2 separate regions of the Homo sapiens genome follow, and region 2 is linked to region 1. A link is an interaction called in ENCODE POLR2A ChIA-PET data of the cell type or tissue named here. Cell type or tissue: GM12878. All regions are shown on one strand. Region 1 overlaps CYTH1 (cytohesin 1). Region 2 overlaps USP36 (ubiquitin specific peptidase 36).

Region 1 (5,000 bases):
CCATTAAGTAATTACCTGGGACAGAGTCACTAACAGTAGTGTAATCACAGACTCTTAAAGCCATGAGGTGCCTTAGAAGTTATCTAGTCTAGCCCTGGTCAGTTCTGCAAATGAAAGCCATTGCTGTGGCTCCTGGGAAGGACTCTGAAAACTGAGTCCAAATCAGCCAGGATTTTAAGTTTCAACAGCCACTGTTGAGTTATGCTGATCTCCTGCCTTCATATATTCCAAGTTACCTTTTTGTTTTTCTCCTGACTATGTGATGCGTTGATTCTGTAGCCCTAGGTAATACACTAGGGGAAAAATGGAGACAGAAAAGTCAAATTCTGCTTTCCTGTAGATCAGCTGGTGTGTGAGGACTTTCCCTAGCACATTCACTTCTTCCTTAAGAAGATAATTTCGTGCCGAGCGCGGTGGCTCACACCTGTAATCCCAGCACTTTGGGAGGCCGAGGCAGGCAGATCACAAGGTCAGGAGATCGAGACCTTCCTGGCTAACACGGTGAAACCCCATCTCTACTAAAAATACAAAAAATTAGCCGGGCGTGGTGGCGGGCGCCTGTAGTCCCAGCCACTCGGGTGGCTGAGGCAGGAGAACGGCGTGAACCCAGGAGGCGGAGCTTGCAGTGAGCTGAGATTGCACCACTGCACTCCAGCCTGGGCGACAGAGCGAGACTCCATCTCAAAAACAAAAAAATAATAATAATAATTTCGTAACTTGTATCATGTTCTTCCTTCCTCTACAGAGGAATCATGGAAGCTCAATTTCTGACCTAAAAAAAGATGCAGTGAATTTCTTTTTTTGAGTCAGTGACTGTTGTTTTTTTTTTGAGACGGAGTCTCGCTGTCGCCCAGGCTGGAGTGCAGTGGCGTGATCTCGGCTCACTGCAAGCTCTGCCTCCCGAGTTCACACCATTCTCCTGCCTCAGCTTCCAGAATAGCTGGGACTACAGGCACCCGCCACCATGCCCGGCTAATTTTTTTTTTTTTTTTTTTTGTATTTTTAGTAGAGATGGGGTTTCACCGTGTTAGCCAGGATGGTGTTGATCTCCTGACCTCGTGATCCGCCCATCTCAGCCTCCCAAAGTGCTGGGATTAAAGGCGTGAGACACCGCGCCCGGCCTAGTCAGTGACTATTGACGCCTTTCCTTCTGGTGTCTAAAGTCTCTTTCCCTTTGTGTTTTCTGTGAAGAATTGGGATTCTGAGTCACAGAATTCAGACGAGAGACCACATACGAAATCACAGCAGAATGGGTGTAGTTACAACAGGCACTTCATGGGCATTAAAACAGAATCCAAGGATGTTTCTTCTATAATAGAAATATTGGGCCAGTCTGAGCAAATATAAGTGGCTGGGGGCATTTCTGTATTTTCTTTGAATAAAAACTTCAACATCAAATTTTGTGTTAGTTGTGGATCCAGATATACAGATAGGCAGAAGAGGAAGAGTCCAGGCCTCCCCCACTCTCTTTCCACAGTCCTTGCTTTGAAAGGTGATTCCTGCTAGCAGTTTCAAGTGTGTCCTTCTCAGAAGCTCCCTGTGTGTTTAGCAAGCGTAGGTGTTACTTGTGAGAAGGTATTCTGTGCCATCCTGTTTCACCAGATGTGTCTTAGAGATCTTTTCATGTTAGCATTTACAAATCACCTCATTCTTTTAAATTACCAAGTAGTTTTTAGGTAGTTTAAAATTTTTGGAATTTGGGGAGCATATCCACTCTTAAGTGGAATTTAAGAATCAAATTCATAAGTTTGATTCAAATCAAATCAAAAGGTGTGTGCTCTTTATGTTTTGCTAGTGCCAAAAGGTTGTACCAGTTTACACTCTCCCAGCAGCACGGGAGACTGCCTGTGTAGCCCACTCCCCTGACAGTATTTCGTCTCATCTGGCATTCTGATTCCTGCCAGACTAATGGAAAATGGTATGTTATTCATGTTTTAATTTGCATTAAACACATAGTGACTGTGAGCATCTTCTTCTGTGTGACCATTTGTATTTCTCTTTTTGTAATCTGTCTTTTATATCCTTTGCTCATTGTATTCATCTTTGCTTTACTAATTTTTATGCTGCTTTCTTTGTGACTTAAATAAATTAACCCTAGCCAGGTGTGGCACATACTTATAGTCCCAGCTATTCTGGAGGCTGAGGTGGGAGTATCGCTTGAGGCCAGGAGTTTGAGGCTGCAGTGAGCTATGATCACACCACTGCACTCCAGCCTGGGTACAGAGTGAGACCCTCTCTCTAAAAATAATAAGTTAATTAATTTAAAAAAAGATATTAACCCTTTGTCATATGTTTTGTGAATTTATTGTCCTAGTTGTTTACCTTTTAGCTTATGGGATATTATTTTTCACTCAGAAGCTTTTCATTTTCATGTCGCAAATGAGCAGACTCACCAATATTATGACTATACTAATTCATGCTCTATTCTAGAATTATTCAGGTTTTATTTTACATTAACATCTTTGATTAAGCTAGAATTCATTTCAGCTTAGTTTTATCCCAAATGGCTAGCTGGCTATTTATTTGCTCAGCACCCTTGACTGAATAATCCTATTTTTCTTTACCGATTCAAAGTGCTACGTGTGTGTTTCAGTATTTCTTGAGTTTGTTTTCTGGTCTTTTTCTTCCGTTGCAGTTTCAATTACCAAAGCCTCACGTGCTTTAATCTCAGGTAGCTACACCCTCACGTTACCCTTTCTCCCTTTCATATTTTTCTGACTATTGTCATATATATTTTTTCCCATGTGAAGTTTAATATCCTTTTTATTATATTTCTGTAAACATCATGTTGGTAATGTAAATAATTTTTTTTTTTTTGAGATGGAGTTTCGCTCTCATTACCCAGGCTGGAGTGCAATGGCGTGGTCTTGGCTCACTGCAACCTCTGCCTCCCTGGTTCAAGTGATTCTCTTGTAATACCAGCCTCCCAAGTAGCAGGGATTACAGGCATGTGCCACCACACCTGGCTAATTTTGTATTTTTAGTAGAGATGGGGTTTCACCATGTTGGTCAGGCTGGTCTCAAACTCCTGACCTCAAGTGATCCACCCACCTCGGCCCCCAAAAGTGCTGGAATTACAGGAGTGAGCCACTGCACCCGGCGTAAATAATGTTTTTAAACATCGTGGTGTATGTACGAGAACTTTGATTACTGGGGTCTTTCTACCTTTGCTCAGGTCCCCTTTGTTTTCCATGTTTCTTTTTCCTGTCTAGATGAGAGGCTGGCCCTGCTGCAGGAACCAGCCTGGCTTGGGGAGGATTTACCAGTGTTTGGGGTAGAATAGAGTTTGTCCAGAGAAACTGACTATATCGTGCCACCTAGAGGTGGGCATCCATTTGTCGTGGAGGGAGGCCATAGGACACCTGCATGATATCAGGGACTCACTGCCCTCTCATGGGTCAGCACCTCTTCAGCTAGTTCTGGAGTGGGTGTGCTGCCCTGGATCTCAAAGGTGCAGAGCTTGGCCTGCCTTCTGCTCCTCCTCACTGCTCTCCTTGGCTGCCCCTGCCATAGGTCTCGTCTTTCTTCCTCCTACAGTTCTGCCCCCTGCATGGGCAGGAGATAGGGGACGGTCCAAGAGCAGCCTCATGAGAGCAGCCAAGACAGAGAAGAAGAAGCCTGCCCTCCTAACACACTGAGTTGGCACCAGAAGGATGCACTCGCCAGGAGGCTTGGGTCGGCCGTGCCTGCTCCAGCCTTGCCCTGCTGGTAGGTGGAGGCAGGGGGCCAGTATCCTGGACCTTCCCGCGACTTGGAAGGCTGGTGCCCTAGTCAGCTCCTTCTTACACCTCTCCCAAACTTTTGCAAACCCGGACTCGGGGCAACTCTGGTAAGGGTGATGTCTGGAACAGGGAGCCAGTTTGTTTCTATTTTGAGGTGCAGGTAGAAATGACCTTCCTTTCAAGAGATCTTCAAGGACTTCTCAGAGCAGGAACAGATGCCAGTTTTTGCTTCTTTGAAGAAGATTTTATGCTCCTAGCATTTACTAAAGAATAATGAGGCATTTTTAAGTGTAAGGAGTGGAATAGAATTTAAAGAAAAAAGTAAAAAAAACCCCAGGCCTCTGTTTTCATGGGACACAGAAGGAGGGGAGATTGAGAATGCTGACTCGCCTAAAAGCTTTATGCTTATCATGTCTGTGGTGCTTGGAGCCTGTGGCCCAGGTGATTTGGGGTTTGGGGACGCCTCATGGGCAGAGAGGACCTTTGAGCAGCATTGTGAATTCGTGGGTTTGGGATGCTGATGAAACTGCGAGATTTGAATGTATTCCTTGTGCCTCATTTTCCGCTTTAGAAATAAAATGATTGATGCACATTGCCCTTGCACGCTTGTCAGAGGGTCACTTTCTGGTTGCACCTGTCCTTGAGCCTGAGAGAGAGAACTGGAAAGAGGATGGGAAGTCAGTAGTGGTTTGGGGAATTAGTGCTGGATAAGGATGGTAGTTGAAGGTGTGAGTTGGAGTAGGGCAAAAAACCACTTATTTCTTTGCTACCGCTTCTGAACAGGAGTGCAGACCGCGGTGCAGTGAAGACTACGCAAAGCTTCCAGTCCCTTTTCTTTCTCATGGCGCCTGGCTGCCGCTTCTTGCTCTTCCAGAAGAGCTTCTTTATCTCTCGCCCAACTCAACAGCAGAATAGAATCCACCTGTCTCGGTGTCAAATTCAAAGGCACCACAGTCTGCCTGGAGCTTGCTCTTCCAGACTCTGTCCCTTGTGTTGCCCTTTCCACCTCTGCCTGGACTGCCCTCTCCCAGGCTCTCGCGTGGAACCGTCTTGGACTAACCTGGGCCCTGCTCTTCTCTGAGCCCCACTCCGCATAGCACCTTGCAGACAGCATTTATTTGGCATTTACGGGCTGCCTGTTTCTTTTTTCTTTAAAAGGAATAGTAACACATGAGCTCTTGGAGGGCCGAAACCATGTCTTTTCAGCATTGTGTCTTCCACAGTAACTGACAGGGGGCCTCTTCCACAGTAACTGACAGGGGGCCTCGTTTCCATGCA
Region 2 (5,000 bases), 110 kb before region 1:
CTTCTCCTTCCTCACTTTTAAAAAGATAATTTGTACTCCAAGCACTGTGTAATGGAGATTAATACAAGCCACAAATATAATTTAAAATTTTATAGTAGCCACATTAAAAAGAAGCAGGTGAAATTCATTTTCATAATTTATTTAACTCAATATATATAAAATATTACCATTTCAACAGGTAACTGATCTAAAAATTACTGGGATGTTTTACATTCTCTTCTTATACTAGTGAGTATTTCTCTTCAAAATCTGGTGTGCATTTTACACTTATAGCACCTCTCAACCTGGACTAGCCTCATTTCACATGCTCAGTAGCCACGTGTGGCCTGTGGCCTTCATATTGAAGAGTGCAGGTCTGTACAGACATGCATGCTCATCTGACCTGCATGCTAATTCATTTATTGCGTGGGTGTGTGTGTGTGTGTCCGTTTGTGTGTGTGTGTGTGTGTGTCCGTGTGTGTATAACCAGTTTGTATGTGAGAATTAGTGTGCCCCTGTTTTGGAGCAGACATTTGGACCACGTGATGACCTTTGGAAGGAAATGGCACCAAGAATGATGTCCAGAGCCACTTGATGAGTATCTGATGAAGAGATGCACATGGCAGGGGCTGTCTGGCTGCCTCAGGGCCACTGTTGTCTGCTCACCTCTATTTGTAGTGGCATCTTATCTTTTTGTGGGGGAAATGTGAACTAATATGTCCAAGTGATTAGTGCTGGGTCTCCCTGTTTCCTTTGTGCAGCTGATCCAGGGGATCACTGATCCAGGGGAGCTTTTGTGGTGGCTAGCATCCATAATGACCAAAGAGGAGATCTTAAGAGATGTTTTTGTCCCGGGATTTCGTTATCTATGGCTCTATGTTTCTTCTTGTCCCCACAGTGATGCACCATGCCAATAGTGGATAAGTTGAAGGAGGCCCTGAAACCCGGCCGCAAGGACTCGGCTGATGATGGAGAACTGGGGAAGCTTCTTGCCTCCTCTGCCAAGAAGGTCCTTTTACAGAAAATCGAGTTCGAGCCAGCCAGCAAGAGCTTCTCCTACCAGCTGGAGGCCTTAAAGAGCAAATATGTGTTGCTCAACCCCAAAACAGAGGGAGCTAGTCGCCACAAGAGTGGAGATGACCCACCGGCCAGGAGACAGGGTACAGATGTGCAGTGTGCTGGCAGAGAGGCCCTCACTCCGGGGTGACGAAGTGGATGGACTTAAATATTGACTAATTAGTAGGAAAAACAAGAGAATGTGGTCAAAGAGTTATGAATTTTTACATGGGGTCAGTGGATTTCAGTTATAGAAGTAATGATACAGGGTTGGTAGCAAGGAAATCTGTGTGCTTGGTGGATCTGTGTACTTGGTGGGTCCTTGGACTTGCTGTCCCCCTATCCCAAGTATAATACAGTCGAAAGTCAGGCTTGGAACTAAGAAAGAGAAATGGGGTGGGCTGCATGTGGGCACAGTGTGGTGCAGAGTGCCAGGCCTGGCTCCTTCCGCCACTCAGTCTCTGAGCTGTGTCCTCCATCTATAGAGGGGCCCTTGAATTCTTTAGCCAAGCAGCCTAGGAGGTCCGTGGGATGGCTGGGTTTACTCCTGAGCTTTCCAGGAATGTCCTGTAAACCAGAACACCAGTTCTTCTCTGGTGCCATGTTCCGAGTCACTGCATGCTAAGTGTATGCTTCAGGAGTTTCTTTTTGTGGACGACCTGTGTGTGGACTTACGTCTTCCTCTTTTCTTCCCTTGTCCCTTTCTTCCTCAGGCAGTGAGCACACGTATGAGAGCTGTGGTGACGGAGTCCCAGCCCCGCAGAAAGTGCTTTTCCCCACGGAGCGACTGTCTCTGAGGTGGGAGCGGGTCTTCCGCGTGGGCGCAGGACTCCACAACCTTGGCAACACCTGCTTTCTCAATGCCACCATCCAGTGCTTGACCTACACACCACCTCTAGCCAACTACCTGCTCTCCAAGGAGCATGCTCGCAGCTGTGAGTGTGGGTTTGCAGCAGTGGGGTGGCTGTGGGTCCTCTGGATTAGATAAGCCCATGCACTTGTGGCACTGCTGCTCTCAGTCTGGGTCAAATTTAGGAGGGTAGTTCATAATGTATAGTAACTGATGAAACCTAAATTTGAATCATGCCTGCTGCAGAATGGGCCATGAAGGTGAATCGGTCAGGTGGGGCTGTGTTCGCCAAGCTTTTCTGTAAATAATTACCCAGACAGAAACGTTTTCAAAAGATACTTCCAAAATATATATATATATATATATACAAATATTATTTTTTTAGAGACAGTATCTTGCTCTGACACCCAGGCTGGAATGCAGTGGCTCCATCACAACTCGTTGTAGTCTTGAACTCCTGGGCTCACATGATCCTCCCATCTCAGCCTCCCAAAGTGCTGGGATTATAAGTGTGAGCCACCATGCCTAGCCCAATTGTTTTATGCATCTGTTGTTGTATCAGCATATCTTATGTGTATTATAAAACGTGCAGCCTGGACAACACAGCAAGATCCCATCTCTACAAAAACAAATCAAGGCCGGGCACGGTGGCTCACACCTGTGGGAGGCAGAGGTGGGCAGATCACTTGAGGTCAGGAGTTGGAGACCAGCCTGGCCAACATGGCGAAACCCGGTTTCTACTAAAAATATAAAAATTAGGCGTGATGGGGTGCACCTGTAATCCCAGCTGCTCGGGAGGCTGAAGCAGGAGAATTGCTTGAACCCAGAAGGTGGAGGTTGCAGTGAGCTGACCAAGATCATGCCGCTGCACTCCAGCCTGGGTGACAGAGCAAGACTCCATCTCACACACACAAAAAACAAATCGAAACAATTAGCTGGATGTGGTGGTGTGCTCTATTTGATTAAAATAGAGGTGAAATAAGATATAACTTACCAAAACTGAAAGAAATAGAAAGTGAAGAGTCTTTTAACTATTAAAGAAATTAAAGCATTGGTTAAAAATCTTCCCATAAAAAACCCCAAGCAGAGACAATGTTATTTCTGTGTAACTTTTTTTTTTTTTTGAGACGGACTCTGTTGCCTAGGCTGGAGTACGGTGGTGTGATCTCAGTTCACTGCAACCTCCGCCTCCTGGGTGCAAGCAATTCTCCTGTCTCAGCCTCCCAAATAGCTGGGACTATAGACGCACGCCACCACGCCTGGCTAATTTTTGTATTTTTAGTAGAGATGGGGTTTTACCATGTTGGTCAGGCTGGTCTTGAACTCGTGACCTCAGGTGATCCAACCGCCTTGGCCTCCTAAAGTGCTGGGATTACAGGTGTGAACCACTGTGCCCAGCCAATTTCTATGTAACTTTTAAGAAACAATTCCAATCCTTTACACGTTCTTCCAAAGAATAGAGGAGGAGAGAATCTTTCCCAGCTCATTCTATAAAGTTCCTATAACTCGGATAACAATAATAAGGAAAATGCGAGAAAGAAAATGGATAACCACAACTTCTTCACGAACATAGATATAAAAATTGTAGGAAAATACTACCAAATGACACAGTTTCTAAAAAACTGTAAGCAACTTATGTTTATCCTAGGAATGCAGGATGTTTTCATCGCAGAAAATCTCTAAGTAGAATTCTGGAGGGAGCAGAGCAGTTGAAAACACAGCTCAGGAGCCTGGCCTGTAGGGTTTGCTTCCCAGTTTGCCCCTTAGTAACTGTGAGTTTTTGAGAATGTCCCTGGTCTATGGAAGAATGAGACTGTCTTCCTTACAGAGTTGCGTGAGGCTCCGATAAATTCTGAGTGAGTCAAGTGCCTGGAGTAGCAGCCCGCAAAGAGGGAGTGCTATAGAAGTGACTGCTACTGGCTGGGCACGGTGGCTCACACCTGTAATCCCAGCTACTTGGGAGGCTGAGGCAGGAGAATCACTTGAACCTGGGAGGCAGAGGTTGCATTGAGCTGAGATCACACCACTGCACTTTAGCCTGGGCAACAGAACAAGATTCCGTCTCAAAAAAACATAAAAAAAAGAACACAAGATGGCCATGCAGTGGGAAGTGTTTGTAAACATCTTGCTAATTGCGATGGCTTCATAGCAGCAAAGGTTAATTATCAAGGCATAGTTGTTGAGATGAAGCAGCACATTGTTTGGGGGCGTTTTTTGGAGATGGAGTCTCGTTCTGTCGCCCAGGCTGGAGTGCAGTGGTGCAATCTCGGCTCACTGCAACCCCCGCCTCCTGTGTTCAAGAGAGTCTCCTGCCTCAGCCTCCCAAGTAGCTGGGACTGCAGGTGCCCGCCACCACGCCTGGCTAATTTTGTATTTTTAGTAGAGACGAAGTTTCACCATGTTGACCAGGCTGGTCTTGAACTCTCGACCTCAGGTGATCTGCCTGCCTCTGCCTCCGAAAGTGCTGAGATTACAGGCATGAGCCACCGTGCCCTGCAGAAGCACATTGTTGAGATGGCTAATTGTAGCCCCTATTTCCAGTGGTGACCTTGGTAATTTTGAGGTGGTTCTGGGTGGACTTTCAGTAAGATTTGACTAGATGGCTGTTGTTTTCGTCTCATGGTTTTGGCAGTAAGACTCTGCTATCCCAGGCCTGTCAGGGCTCTTCCACTGTAGAGCTGCCTTCCATTCTTGGTTTCTCTGCAGGATCTTTTTGAGCCAGTTGCCAACTTTGTGAGGATTAATTTAGTTAAAACTAGATAATATCTGTAAATCCCCGTAACCTGGCACAGGTAAGCTGCAGTTTGTTGCAGCATGTCAGCAGCAAGCGTGTGAGTAAGGCAGCCATGGCCATCCCTTCAAGGGGAACGCCTGGTCTTCCTTCCAATACCGGTCCCATGGGCCAGTATCACTGTGAAATATTAGTGCATCTTACTATCTTGGAACATATGAAGAGACGTTGTGGCCTTTTTTTCCTGCACCCCACTGGATCCTGAGTGACCCCTAAGTGGGCTTTGGCTGTGGTCTCCCCCTCCTAGCACATGGCATTTGAAGAGTTGAGGATCCTAAGGGGTGTTTGTTCTGACGAGGGTCCACTGTGCACGTGGCACGGAGC

Evidence for each region. Peaks named below come from ENCODE experiments on the same cell type or tissue, not always from the same donor. Only the 100,000 strongest peaks of a DNase experiment are listed, where the experiment ranks them.
Region 2: POLR2A ChIA-PET joins it to region 1 with 8 read pairs; 6 of 35 experiments call an interaction of 5 or more read pairs at or near these places.

The regions. Positions count from the first base shown.
Region 1 is chr17:78,726,366-78,731,365 of GRCh38, reverse strand. The region is part of intron 1 of CYTH1 (cytohesin 1); the gene reads left to right. Among named protein-coding and RNA genes, the nearest start is that of CYTH1, 53 kb to the left of the region's middle. RefSeq lists a silencer at 304-383. In GM12878, a CTCF peak has its summit at 3,323 (motif pointing left); no DNase peak of the experiment used is centred here; H3K4me3 peaks cover 3,921 bases; H3K27ac peaks cover 4,935 bases.
Region 2 is chr17:78,832,250-78,837,249 of GRCh38, reverse strand. It overlaps USP36 (ubiquitin specific peptidase 36), which reads left to right. Exons shown (of 21, transcript NM_001385174.1): 3 at 878-1,139; 4 at 1,749-1,970. The coding sequence starts at 887. Among named protein-coding and RNA genes, the nearest start is that of USP36, 6.1 kb to the left of the region's middle. In GM12878, no CTCF peak of the experiment used is centred here; no DNase peak of the experiment used is centred here.